3 separate regions of the Homo sapiens genome follow, and all the other regions are linked to region 3. Evidence: chromatin contacts called from ENCODE Hi-C or POLR2A ChIA-PET data. All regions are on one chromosome and are shown on one strand. Each heading gives the region's core, a stretch centred on a gene start or an enhancer-like site at or near the end of the contact. The rest is flanking DNA. Distances are from core to core; before and after follow the strand shown. Region 1 overlaps RCSD1 (RCSD domain containing 1). Region 2 overlaps RCSD1 (RCSD domain containing 1). Region 3 overlaps CD247 (CD247 molecule).

Evidence for each region. Hi-C counts contacts between places; a loop is a spot of excess contacts on that map. ChIA-PET counts read pairs that join two places held with the same protein, here RNA polymerase II (POLR2A). Pooled maps may share reads with other maps.
Region 1: a pooled map shows a loop between it and region 3 (2.7-fold over the local background). The contact joins two enhancer-like sites. A Hi-C loop is called at or near these places in 3 of 50 pooled maps. POLR2A ChIA-PET finds 5 or more read pairs at or near these places in 2 of 52 experiments (CD4-positive, alpha-beta T cell and activated CD4-positive, alpha-beta T cell).
Region 2: a pooled map shows a loop between it and region 3 (2.6-fold over the local background). The contact joins two enhancer-like sites. A Hi-C loop is called at or near these places in 5 of 50 pooled maps. POLR2A ChIA-PET finds 5 or more read pairs at or near these places in 2 of 52 experiments (Panc1 and T-cell).

Annotation. Positions count from the first base shown.
Region 1 is chr1:167,668,253-167,672,646 of GRCh38, forward strand. All of the region lies in intron 1 of RCSD1 (RCSD domain containing 1), which reads left to right. Among named protein-coding and RNA genes, the nearest start is that of RCSD1, 40 kb to the left of the region's middle. RefSeq lists an enhancer at 1,407-1,466. Within about 2 kb of position 1,299, at least 7 of the 41 ENCODE cell types and tissues checked have a DNase peak (open chromatin) inside an H3K27ac peak, as active enhancers do.
Region 2 is chr1:167,684,852-167,689,503 of GRCh38, forward strand. RCSD1 (RCSD domain containing 1) reads left to right here. Exons shown (of 7, transcript NM_052862.4): 3 at 570-659. Among named protein-coding and RNA genes, the nearest start is that of TRP-CGG1-1, 28 kb to the right of the region's middle. RefSeq lists enhancers at 2,992-3,171, 4,399-4,652. Within about 2 kb of position 3,225, at least 7 of the 41 ENCODE cell types and tissues checked have a DNase peak (open chromatin) inside an H3K27ac peak, as active enhancers do.
Region 3 is chr1:167,497,174-167,501,613 of GRCh38, forward strand. The region is part of intron 1 of CD247 (CD247 molecule); the gene reads right to left. Among named protein-coding and RNA genes, the nearest start is that of CD247, 19 kb to the right of the region's middle. Within about 2 kb of position 2,053, at least 4 of the 41 ENCODE cell types and tissues checked have a DNase peak (open chromatin) inside an H3K27ac peak, as active enhancers do.

The sequences.
Region 1 (4,394 bases), core at 49-2,548, 170 kb after region 3:
CCAGCCTGGGCAACAGAGCAAGACTCCGTCTCCAGAAAAAAAAAAAACTCTGTGAGTTCCAGCCACATCTTCTTTCAGTTCCTCAAACACCTCCTGTCTCTCCTCCAGGAGGTTTTTGTGTAAACTCTACTCAAATGCCCTTGGCTACCTCTGGCCACCCTCTGACTAACCCTCCTTACCCCTCAAACCTCACACTTTGCCTGGATCACTTCTACTGACCTCAGTTTAAATGTCACATCTTTGGGTCAGATTTTCTTGTCACCTGCTCTCCTAAAACCCTTTTCCTCTTCAGCATTTATCACCCTAATAAATAATAAGCTGGAGCTAAGATAATAATGGCTATGGAATATATGTCTCCCCTACTAGACTGTAACCTCCATTATGAAAGGACTCTTTTGATTTGGTTCATTCCTAAACCCTGAGCACCAACTGCAGGGCCTGGAATACAGAAATAATGAATGAATGAATATGTCCAAGATGTACTAAAAAAAAAAAAAAAAAGAGGGAGCTGCCAATTCTGCCTGAATGGGGGAAGGTGCATGGTGGGGAAGGGGAGCTTCACAGGGGGTTTTCTGGAAGTGCCCAGGGTGAAACTGTGCTTGAAGGAAGCTCAGATGTCAGTTTTTCAGATTGTGCTGTCTGTATATCTAGGCATTCATAAATACTTTCTAGAACTTTGTGTAGTGTTTTGCAAATGTAGTTAAACAGATTTGTGAATTCAGTAATTTATAAAAACTTAAGCTTGTGTTCTTCTGAATCCCTTTATTTTTCTTCTGCCTCCGAATTAGACACTTCCCCTATGCATTAATTCCAAGTACAGTCAAAGATTAAGTAAGGAAATGATGTGCATGAAAAAAGTTCTGCATGTTTGCTAATAATCTAATGACTGTGACATCTAAACACTGGAAACACCTTGATTTATGGATAATAGGGCTATCTAGAATTTTCAAGGGATCATGGACAAATAATTATAGGCAATTTGATCAAGTGACCATGTAAGACCATTGGTGCAGATACAGACTGATTAAAGTGGAAAAAGTTCTTTTTTCTTCCTAGCTTCCTGCTCTGCCATTACCTTGATAATGTGAGCCAAGGCCTATTGGCCTCCACAGGACAAGCCCTAGGCTGTAGTCTGGGCTTGCTTGAACCTGCCTGACCTGTCACTTCAAGGCCAGCCCTGATCCTCTGAGAATGGGCCTGGGAACCATCAGAAATTATGTCTATTTGCAGCAGGCAGGGCCTCTTTTGGTCTCCAGCATAGCCCTTGCCCCATCTGCTCTTTTCACTTTACATGGAGTACTAGGCAAAGTGGCTTCCTCTTTGGGTTTTGTTACATACTTTAACCAAGACTGTGCATGCAAATGGCCTGGCATGTACTCGGTGCTCAGGATGTTGCAGCTACTGAATTATTATCATTGATTTCTTCTGCGTGTGACCTGGATCCACAAGTCAAATGCAAAAATTTGTCTTGACTGATGGTCCTCTCCTGTCTCCCTCCAGTACCCCCTCTTGAGGCTTGCAGGGGCAGGGACCAGAGGGCCCAGCACCATGTCCTGCTAATGCTCACTCCTGACTGCAAGGGAGTCAGGGTTGGGAGACGCTGTAACAGGAGAGGCTACAGCTGACTGGGATGCAGACCGGGGGCTGGGTCCTTAGGAAATTTGTTCTAATCTTAGAAGGTATGCCCTGGCTTCCTGCTGCAGCCTGAAGGACAAGTGTCCCAGACCTCAGGACACACACGCACACGCACACTCACACTGTCACTTGACTCCTGCCTGGGAGGCAGGAATGGCCCCTAGTGAAGGGTACTTGTGTGGGCCTCCAGGTGGCTGTAACATACCCCAGGACTCCAGGCAATCCTGGAAAGGTGGCTCCTGGAGACCAACCACCCTTCAGACTCAGAGGAGCTCTCTGTGAAGTCAATTTTATTATTGAACTAACCAACAGTAGAGAGTCAGAGTAGTGCATAACAGGGAGATTCTGAACTTACCTTGGAGAGTAACAAATCGTACATTTACTTGTTGGCTTAGGTGAGTAAATCCATCTAAATCACCCATGCCAGCTATGAAGAGACACTTCTTTCCCACTCTTTCCCTTTGCAAAAGAAAAAAAAAAAAAAAACCACTCGAGCTGTTCAGAGGCTGCCAGACTGACAAGGTTGAGTTTGATCGGCAGCTCTGCCCCTGCATGCCTGCTGGTGGGAAAAGGAAAGAGAAGACAAAAATGGTTGTGTGTAACCCCCTGAGGCATTGCTGCCTTCTGCCTCTTCATCCCAGCACCCTCTCCATCTCCTCTGCAGCCTTTGCTCACCCTCCCTGTCTTCAGCCTCTGCCATCACCTTGTAATTTGAGCCAAGATTCACCCTCAGGTTTGTCTGACTCCACAAATCCCAAGCAGGTGCTTCAGGGTCTGCCGTGGGCCCTCCACTCTGGCAACTCACCCTTTCTGAGCACTCCTCCAGTCCTGCTCCTCCCCTCGGCTCCCCCTCTCTGTAAATGACACTCCTCTCCACCCAGAAGCCAGAGCCAGAAATCTGGGCATCATCTTGACTCCACCCTGCCCCACCCATCAGTCCCCAATTCTGGTCAGTCCTTCCTCCTAAATTGCTTTTGAGTCCTATCAACAATCTCCCCTCCACTAACCATACCCCCATCCAGGCCATCATCCTCTCTAGTTTTAAAGACTCCTGAAATCAACAGAATATTGACTCCAACCCTGTGGATCCAAGCCATCCTTAAGATCTCTACTTATTTTCAGATGGACTTATCTGCTCATGGTCACCACTGGGCCCAGTTTTCTGCCTCTGCTGAATCCCTATTCTCCGTTTTCTTATAAAGAGGGAGCCTCATCTGCTCTGCTCTGATGAATCCCTAGCGCCTGGCCTAGGGTCTGGCATGTTGTAGGGTCTCATTAATAGCCACTGAGTAGTTCATTCAATAAACTCCACATCTTGAAGCCATTCCTTTACTCCTCTAAATGTGGGCTATGCTCTTGATTCTCACTCTACATGTCTAAAAAGCACCCACAAATAGAAGGCTTCTGCACACAGTTCAACTTTTACTGAAGGTCTGCTGATACCACACAGCTAACAATTCTAAATCAAGGATTTGAGATCCTGATCCTCACAGTCCTTTCAGCCATCCCATTGCCAGAGGTTCTTTCTTTCTTGCCATTTCACCCCGGAAGGGGCCAGCCCTTATCCATTTCTCAGCTCTCCTTACTCCTGCTCTCCTCCACACTCACTCTTCCCAAATGCAGCTCCCAATTCCCTTGGCAGATCCAGACCCCACAAGAAGCTGAACCCAGTGAAAAGATCTTCTGCCACCTTCTGCAGGAGACAGCATAGTTGTCAACTTGCTCATTTTTTACCTTCCATGATAGTTGCAATGGCCTCTAGACTGGGCTCTCCACCTCCTGAAGACCACTCCTGAACCCCAGGCCACACATGTCTTACCCTGCAGCCATAGGCATCTTGCAAAAATAAATCTGTGGTTTTGCTTTTTGCTTAGAACCCTCCAGTGACCTCAGATGGCCCTCAGGCCAGAGTCCCAACTTAGGCAGCCTTTCATGCTCTGGCCTCATCTTGCACGCATGCTTACATGACAGAACTTGTCATTCCCTGAGGCTCCCCTGGCCTTGAACTCCTCAACTGTGCAGCTCCCTCGTGAGAATGACCAGCTCTGCTTACCCTTCAGGCTTGGCCAGTTTGTTACTTCCTCCTGGAAGTCTTCCCGGGTGCCTCTGGCCAGGTTGTGTGCTCCTGCTGTGCATTTCACCATGTCCTTCTGCAATCATAGCACCCACAACTCAATGTCAACTCCTCCTCCTCCTCCTCCACCTCCTGCTCAGAAGGCCTCTTGTGACCTCCCTTGCAGAGGTGGAGGCTGACACTCTCCATATTAGCACCACTCACATACTATACATTCACTTGCTTATTTGTTTACTGCCTAGCTCTCTCCACTGGAATGTGAGCTCCAGTGATAAGCAGTGACTTTCTCTTCTTCCCCACTATGTTCTCAGAACTCAGAACACATCGTGGGTGCTTGCAAATACTTGACCGACTGACTGTATTAGTTTCCTATGGCTGCTGTGACAAATGTCCACCAACTTAGTGGCTTGCACTATATGAACTTATTATCTTAGAGTTCTGGAGGTCAAAAGCTCAAGATGGACTAAAATCAAGTTTTTGGCAGGGCTGCATTTCTTCTGAAGGGTCTAGGGAAGAAACCATTTTCTTGCCTTTTTCAGCTTCTAGAGGCTGCCTGCATTTTTGCTGGTTTGTGGCTCCTTCCTCCATCTTCAAAGACAGCAATGGTGGGTAGAGTCTTTCTTGCCTCCCATCACTCTGACTCTCACTCTTCTGCCATCCTCTTCCACTTTAAGGGCTCTTGTGA
Region 2 (4,652 bases), core at 1,975-4,474, 190 kb after region 3:
CAACAAGAGCGAAACTCAGTCTCAAAATAAATAAATACAAACAAGTGAGATGAGGGAAGGGTGCCCCAAGGTGGAGAGAAATCTATCGTGGCCCCTTGGGGCAAGTGAGTACTTATTTGCCTTGCATTTTTAGGTGCACTATTTCGGGGTTTTGTTTTCCCATCTGAAAGATCAGGTTCATAATTTCTAGACAGTACAGGCATGTCATAAAGGATAAAGAAGATAGCATTGATCTCAGGTGCTGGCACTGCCTGAAAACTGAATGTGATTCAGGTCGGTGAATCTCAAGTAAAAGTGGATATTCTAGCAGGAAAGGAAATGGAGTGGAGAGGGTGAAAGTCAAAATGGGTAGATGGTAAATAGAATTAATTTAAATAGTAAGCAGGCTGTCCCAAAGACACGCAGTTCCCTTCCTCCATTCTTAAATATTCCTACACTTCCCTAACATCCTAACATTCCTAAATCCCTAAACCTTCCTGAAACCAGTTTCCATTTCCTTGCTCTTCCTCCCTGTTGCCTGATCAGTGCTCTCTTTTTCTCTGTGTGTCTGTCTGTCGCCCTCCCTCCAGACACCAGCCAGTAAACCAACCCGAAGGAAACCGCCCTGTTCCCTCCCCCTGTTCCCCCCCAAGGTAGACCTGGGCCAGAATGGTGAGGAGGTAAGTGCTGCTGTTGGGGCTCAGAGGATGCTGTGATGGGTTTTCTTTCCTCTTCTTGAGGAAAGTTTGGAGGAGGGGGCACCAAACTCATACTTTAAAGCTCAGACTCTGTGCAGGGAATTTCTCCATTTCAGAGTGAATCTCCTCTTAAATGTTTCCTGAATCGTTTACTTTGGAAACTAGGCTCCTCCCTGCTCCCTTTTACTGAGGCTCCTTTATGATTTGTCAAGGACACGAACACTATTTTCCAAGCCTGAGAATTTTAGCAAAGAGAATGGGTCATATATTATTAACAGACCCAATTCAGGAGCCAGGAAAGTTCTGTTTTATTCCCAGATCTGACTTAGGTGATCTTGGAATAAGGTGTGGAGAAGGTACCTGGAAAGGGGGCTACACTTACATAGGGCAGGACGGAAGCATGAGAAAACCCCGTGATTCTGCAGTATCCTTGTAAAGCCTGGCTATTGTTCAAGATCACTGGAAGAAAACCAGAGCGCACAGGAGGCCTCGTTGCCCTCAGATATAAATAGCCAACGTTACCAACATAATAAAGGCTCTGGTATCATAGATCATAGCCAGTAATAGGTTCTTAGCCTGCATATTCTCCTATCTTTATTTATCTAATTGTAGCTGCAGGAGTGCCTTCTCCACACCTTATGCCAGCAACCCATGAACCTTCACTGTGGTCATAGTCTGTGCCAGAAATGGATTTGTATGTTCTGTCATCTCACCTGGGAGGCCAACCCCAAAATACAGCAAGCAAGCCAAAGACAATGTCATTCCCAAATTCCACTTCAACAACCTCTTTATTCTCCCCTTCTTTTTTGGGGACCAGCATCCTGACAATAGCCATTAGGTGCCCTATGTGAACTTGGGCAAGCATCTTAATGCCTACATTTTCTCATCTATAAAGTGAAACAGCTGAAATAGATCAATGGTTTTCAAGCCTTTTTGTCAACCTAAGGCTTATAAACAGAAGCCCACAAGATAAAGCAGAAACTCATCGCTGCCCCAGGCCAAGTGAGATGGGGGAGGGGAGGCCTGGAGCCCCAAATGCTCTCAGAATACTCTCTCCCCACTGACCAAGGGTCTTATTCTTGGATGAGAACCCCAAGGAGCACAGTTTAAAAACACTGAGGTTTTCCTTGGGTCTCTTCAAGTGCCAACAATATGATTCTGTGGCTTTATGGGGTCATCAGCCAGTGCTGTGACCAAACACATACCAACAACCTCTCTTTCCAGAGAATCAACTTCTCCTTGTAACCTTCAACCTCTGGGCTCAGTGTCTCCACTGCTATGCAATGGGTTGAGGTTATGGCCACTCAGAGCTTAATGTGAGACTGCCCCCTGATAGCCTGGGCTTGGCCCAGGAGAAGTCACCACACCATACCGAATCATTTTTCTTATTTGTGAAATTGAGGACAAAATCACTAACCAGATAGATCAGGGAGGCTGGCTAGGGAAGTTTTATCCCCTAGAGTAAAAGCAGAGGGAGTTAGGCTAGTGATTGGGTTAAACAGCTCCATCCTGGCAGCTCTGTGGAAATGCATTCACAGGTTTCACCCCATGGGGCACATCACCCAGAAGTTAAATGGCTTATAATGGCCAAGGGCTGGTTAAGTCCAAGGGCGGATTTTAGAAAATCCTGCCTGGAGTGACAGGCTGCTCGCACATTGAAAGGACACTACCTCCAGGGATCAATGACTTTTCGTGGCCTTGAAATTCACATAGAAGCAGGGCGTAGTGGCTCACGCCTGTAATCCCAGCACTTTGAGAGGCCGAGGTGGGCGGATCACGAGGTCAGGAGATTGAGACCATCCTGGCTAACACGGTGAAACCCCGTCTCTACTAAAAATACAAAAAATTAGCAGGCGTGGTGGCAGGCGCCTGTAGTCCCAGCTACTCGAGAGGCTTAGGCAGGAGAATGGCGTGAACCCCGGAGGCGGAGCTTGCAGTGAGCCTAGATCGCGCCACCGCACTCCAGCCTGGGTGACACAGCAAGACTCCGTCTCAAAAAAAAAAAAAAAAGAAAAGAAATTCACATAGAAATAAAATGAGCAGCCTGCTTTGTCTGGCAGGGCTAATTGGAGGCTGCTGTCCACATTTCTCCTTCCATACTCCTGTAGCTCAGCCTGCAGAGGCTCTAATGCTGGAAACCTTGGGGGCCTGCAGGGAGGGACCCGGTCAGGCTACCCCTCGGTTCCCAATGCACAGTGCCAGGAAGGGTCATTTCATCCCTGCCCCGCTATGCTTGCTCAGGTCTGAGACAGTGGGGTCAGCCCCCTGACAGCACCTGCTGACTGCAGGGCCCCTCCTGATGGCAGGGTGACCAAGAGTTACCCCTCTCTGGAAGAACCAGCTGAAGTTGGGTGTTTAATGCAGCCACAGATCCTGCCTCCTATACTCAGAAAAGGCTGAAAAGCATTCCCATCTGGAAATTAGTCCGTAGTTTCTAGACGTGGTAATAATGTCATGTAAATACAGCTATATATATACATATACAGGGATGGAAGGCTGGTTTTTCTCCACCGGATTGTTAGTCTCAGCCGCTTGCCTGAAGCCCCTTGTTAAACCGTAAGGGAAATGATGCCACCTGCTGTCATTTCCAGGAACTGCACTAGAGGCTATTTTGGATTCTTTCTGCTTTGCAATTCAAATCAATAGGGTTTTATGGAGCATCAGCTGGGTCCCCAGTACTATACTGTGTTTAAGGGGCAGGGTCCACTGAATTTCCACAGACTTCAGAAATCAGTGGTCAGCTGGGGAAGAGAAGAACTAATAATATTACATGAAGTGAGCTTTATCAGCAAAATTGTTGCTGCAGTTTCTAAAAGTTTCTCTGAAAACCCCAGCCCGTGTGAAATTTCCCTGTAAAGCACAGAAACCAAGGGCACTTCCATTGGGGCTGGAAGCTCTTTATACTCATCCTAGATAAAAAGCTCCTTGAAAGACTGCTATAGGAACATACCCGACAGTGAAGACACATGGAGGCAGAGGCAGCAGGAGTCCTTAGAATCATTTATTCCCGCCCAGCTGCATCTTGGTAGAGGAGGCTGAGGCCAAGGGCTTCGTCTGGCTCCTGCCAAAACTAGAATTAGAAGGAGTGGGGATCCTGTAAGTCCAGCCCATGCTCTCCCTTGGTGTTGGGCTGTAAAAAGATCACGAGGAGTTCAGTTGGGTGAGCCTCCCTCCTTCCATCACTAAAACACAATCATCTCACATTATAAATATCTCAGAATCTTCCTAAGAGATCAGTGTAGTTCTTCTTATTGTTCAGGAAAATTAGTACATGGGGTCAAGGAGCAGGTCATACACATTGGTCTCCACACTATGGGGAGATCCCTCCTCTGCCTTGGCCTCTGTCCAACCACATGGAAGTCATCCTCTTCCTTTTCTTCATCATCATCATCCTATCACTGTCACCATTCTCACATGTTTGTGGGGATTTTACGCAAAACACAGAGTTAATATTTTTACATGATATGGATCCCGAAGGCAGACAAGATTCCTGGCATTCATTCATCACAAAAATATCTACAACTAACAGAGAGTACGTATGATTATGTAACACATGCATCAGCCACGGACTGCTCCTGCCACCGAGACTGAATCATGCTCATCTTTGTATGACCCACACAATGTCTGGGACGTAGTAAATACTCAGTAAATGTTTACTTGGTTAAAAAGAATATTCAGGCTGGGCGTGGTGGCTCACGCCTGTAATCCCAGCACTTTGGGAGGTGGGTGGATCACCTGAGGTCAGGAGTTCGAGACCAACCTGGCCAACATGGTGAAACCCTGTCTCTACTAAAAATACAAAAACTAGCCAGGCATGGTGGTGCATGCCTGTAATTCCAGCTACTTGGGAGGCAGAGACAGGAGAATTGCTTGAACCCAGGAGGCGAAGGTTGCAGTGAGCCGAGATTGCGCCATTGCACTCCAGATTGAGGAACAAGCAGGACTCTGTCTCAAAAAAAAAAAAAAAAAGAAAAG
Region 3 (4,440 bases), core at 803-3,302:
GACCATGATTTATTGCTAAGTAAAAAGAACAGTTACGAAATAAAATGCACATATCCAAGCCTAGAAGGACAGTCACCAACATACTAATCAGTCTTGGGGGTAACATTTTTTAAAATGATTTTTATTTTCTCTTTGTTCTTTTCTACCTTTTCCAAGTTTTCCCCAATAAGTATGCTTTGACCTTGTAAGATATGATAAATATCATCTTTTAAAGTGTGGTGTTTTAGGTTCTCAAAGCAGAAAATAAAGTCCATTTCATTTTAAATAGGATACAGTGAAATCGCTGACTACAGGTCCTCTTTCGCTTAGTTCTCGTTTTCTTTAGTATTCTAGGGCAGGGGAGGCTTTCTTAGTGGCAAATTACTACTTTCAGGGGGAGCATTAAATAAATAAGAAAGTAAAGGTTGTAAATGTTGTTGGTATTTGATTTGGAAACAGTATGAGTTAAAATAAGATATAGGATGAGGATGCATCCTGGCACAACAGAAAAAGCACTGGGCTGAGAGTCAGTCCTGGGTTACAGAGCTAGAACCGCAAACTCTCCAAGGAACAAACTCAGTACTCCCTCTTCAAGGGGAACCTAACCCTATCCATAACCTGAATTCCACCTACAATATCTTTCTGGCTCAGCCACCAGCTTTGTGATTCTGCCATCTCCTTTCTGAGGGCCAGTGAAACAAAGGAGTCAAGGCAAAGGGGATCTCCAAGGTTCTTTACCCAGCACAGATTCCATGATGCCCAAGGGAGAAGAAAAAAGATGCCAAAAAAGCCTCCTTTACGGCTTGACCTCGGACTGTCCTGGCCGCATAGTTTACTGAGGGTCTAGACTTTTCTCCCTGGTTCCTGCTACAGATCTTGCTGTAGATGGGTGATGGTGCCATAGCTTGATCTTGGGGACCCTGGGATGTGGCATCTTCTGCCAGTCCTGTTCTGTTGTGTCTCCCCCAGTCCTGGCCAAAGGCAGTGGCTTCTGTTGCTGCTCCCGTCAAGAAGTGCCTTCCTATCCTGCCCATCTGCTCACATTTCTATCACTGCAGCTCACAGACTTCGGTTGTCTTTCACACCCCAGGTAAGATCAACTGCTAAAACCAACAATGCCTTGACATCCTTCTACATGAATCCACATCTTCCTAACATCTATTTTGGAATGCTCAGGTCCCTCAGGAGTCAGAAGAGCAGGGACACTGGGTGAGGCCAGGTGAAGAGGGCCTCAAGGGAGCTGAAGATGAGCACAGGCTTCAGGGACTGTCAAAAGAGTCTTGCGATCAGCCACAGACAGACATGGCCACTGGCACCCTCCTCCATGGAGATGCCTCAGACACTCTATTTGGCCTTTCTACCTTTCCATTCAGTCATTCATTTTTGTAAAATGTACAGTAATCGAAAACATTTATTACAGTGCTGCTATGGGCCTAGCTCCATCTGGGCCCATTACACACATTTTCTTTAATTATCCCAATGACCCTGCAAGGTAGGTAATCTTCATTTTATAAAGAAGAGGACAGTTTCAGAGAGGTCAAGAAACCTGCCCAAGATCACGTTGCTGGGTAGTGATAAAGCCAAAACTTTAATTTAGGTCTGATTGCCTCATGAATCTATGCTCTTTGCACTTTCTGCTGAAACTGACCTCCCTCAACCTTACCATCTAGACAGAAATGCAGATGGCGGACACAAGAGGCACTTGCAAACCAGGGACACCCAGAGTCAAGTGGTTGCTTTCTATGGTTTACGGCTGTCCTCCTTGGGAAGAACCATCCCAAAAGCCATGCGCACACGGGGCTCCTGAGGACATCATTTCAGCTTGTGTCAGGAAAGTGCTTAGCAGTGGATCAATTGCCAGTCTTCTGGTCAACCTAATGAGCAAAATAAAGTCAGCCTGAATTGTCCATCATGGCCTAATCATCACGGAGTGATTGATCAACACAAATGATGACTCCAATCCACTGGTTCTCAACCAGGGGCAGATTTTGCCCCCAGGAAACATTTGGCAACGTCTAAAGATATTTTGAGTTGTCACAACTTGGGGAGTGCTACTGTCATCTAGTGGGTAGAGGTCAGGGATGCTGCTCAACATTCTACAATGCACAGAACAGCCTCCCTGGTGCCCACAGCCACAGAGAATTATCTGGCCCCAGGTGTTTTAGTGCAGAGGTCGAGAAACCCTGCTCCAAGCATTCGATCAAGAGGGACTTGACCCAGCTGGAGACTAACCAAATACCAGAAAGAGCAGCTGTTTTATTTCTGGGAAATTGTTGCTAGGGTTAAACTGTATAGATTTAGCCACGACTGAAGGTGTCCACATCCTGTTAAGCTAGATGGTGGGCATTGTGTATTTTTTTCCAGCTGCCCTTATTCAAGAGTGGCCCCTGGAATTTACTTAGCCTTTCTTTGGGTTAAAATCAGGAATGGAAAATTTAACCTCTAAGAGGAAAACAAACAGAAAATGAAAAGTAGGCGTAATAATGGAAGCTTAGGTGCAAATTTTAGTGCAGGGTATTCCTTCCTGTAAGGTTACTCACCCCACTCCTCCAGGCCACAGATATGCATGCACAGCCTGCCCACATGTAACTGTGCAGAGGGAGAGCTTAGATTTGAATCCAGAAGAATGGAATTCAAACCCCAACTCTACTGATAACCAATCTTGAGCAAATCACTTGCCTTCTTGAAGTTTCAGTTCCTCTGTCAGTAACAGAGGCCATACCCACACATCCCCGAGGGCTGTGGATTTTGCATACAGTAATTTACATAAAAGCACTGGCAAAACTACAAAGTGTGCCATAACTGCTCACCTGACGACAATCACACACACAGAGGGCTTCTCCTCCCTGGGGCACGTGGGTTCTCTTTATTAGATTTTTCCACATTATCACTGCCTATGTAAAGCTTCTCCTGGGTGATATTCTATTTCTTATGCTGCACTGGAGAAATATTCTCTATATCTTGAAATGGAAACGCTGAACCCAACTTATTTTACTCATGACCTAAATGAGATTATTGCTTCCAAGAGGACAATATATCGCACTAAAATGAGAATGCTCAGGATGATTAGGTGGAGAGCATTTATGATGCAGCTTTCCATTCTCCATGTGATGAAAACTTGACATGACCCAATGCTTTATTGTCCTACAGTAATTCCTGTCACTTTTATCCAGACTCATATTGCTCTTTAATTCTAGCCTATTTTCATCTTTCCTTAACAGGACATCAGATCTTGGCTTTCACAATCAACACAGTTTCAAAGGTTATTTATAAAATAGTTTAAAATAAAATATGCCATGCTTTGATTACAACCAGCGCTTCTGGTATGAATTAGAGAGGTGGCCTGTACACATATGTGTTGTTTATTAGCTTTTATCTGATGATCTCAAAGCACTGACATCAATTCTAACACACATGGTTTCTTATAATTACCACCCCCCTACACACACACCCATTTATGCAGGGCAGAATTATTTTGAGGACAAATGAGCTACGTATTGTGATGTGCTGTGAGTTTCTGAGAATAGAAACTCCTATGACTAAACTCTCCATGAACAGAGCAAATCAGAGAATAACAGCAAATGCTTTTATCGCTCAGGCAGCTCAATCACATTTGGTTTTCCATTTCACTCTAGTAAGAGGGTTATCGGCCTTGAGGATACCCCCCAAGAAATGTTTGTGATTTTTGTTTTAAGCTCAGCCCCTGTACCATCTGCTCACTGAGGCCAACTTCCCATCCCAGCTGTGTGGCTGCCTAAGTCAGCCTGGTGCTATGGGATGGGAACAGGCAGAGGTGGGGAGAGGCTTACAGACTCATTTTCAAACAGAGATGGAAAACTGGGAGTCAGAAGAGGTGGAGGTATATATGGACCCAGCCATCCGACTTCTGATCCTATTGTTCTTTTTTTTTTTTTTTTTTTTGACCGAGTTTTGCACTTGTTGCCCAGGCTGGAGTGCAATGGCGCGATCTCGGCTCACCACAACCTCCGCCTCCCGGGTTCAAGCCATTCTCCTGCCTCAGCCTCCCGAGTAGCTGGGATTACAGGCATGCCACCACACCTGGCTAATTTTGTATTTTTTTTTTTCAGTAGAGACGGGGTTTCTCCATGTTGGCCAGGCTGATCTCAAACTCCCGACCTCGGGTGATCCACCCGCCTCGGCCTCCCAAAGTGTTGGGATTACAGGCGTAAGCCACTGCGCCCGGCCTCCTATTGTTCTTAACCAGGGGTCATACATACCCCACCTTCCTGCAATGACAAAAGAAAGTCAAGGTCATCCCTGTACATCTGTCTGGCCTATACATCTGTTTTGTAAACAAGCAGGTCTCACTAGAATTAACTTTTTTCTTAACTAAAACACACTCACACAGTTTTCCCTTGCAATTCAGGGCTGAACCCTTCTCCAGTTCCTCAAATGCTTATTGGCTACAGAAAGCTGCAGAAAGAAATGGTCAATTCCTAG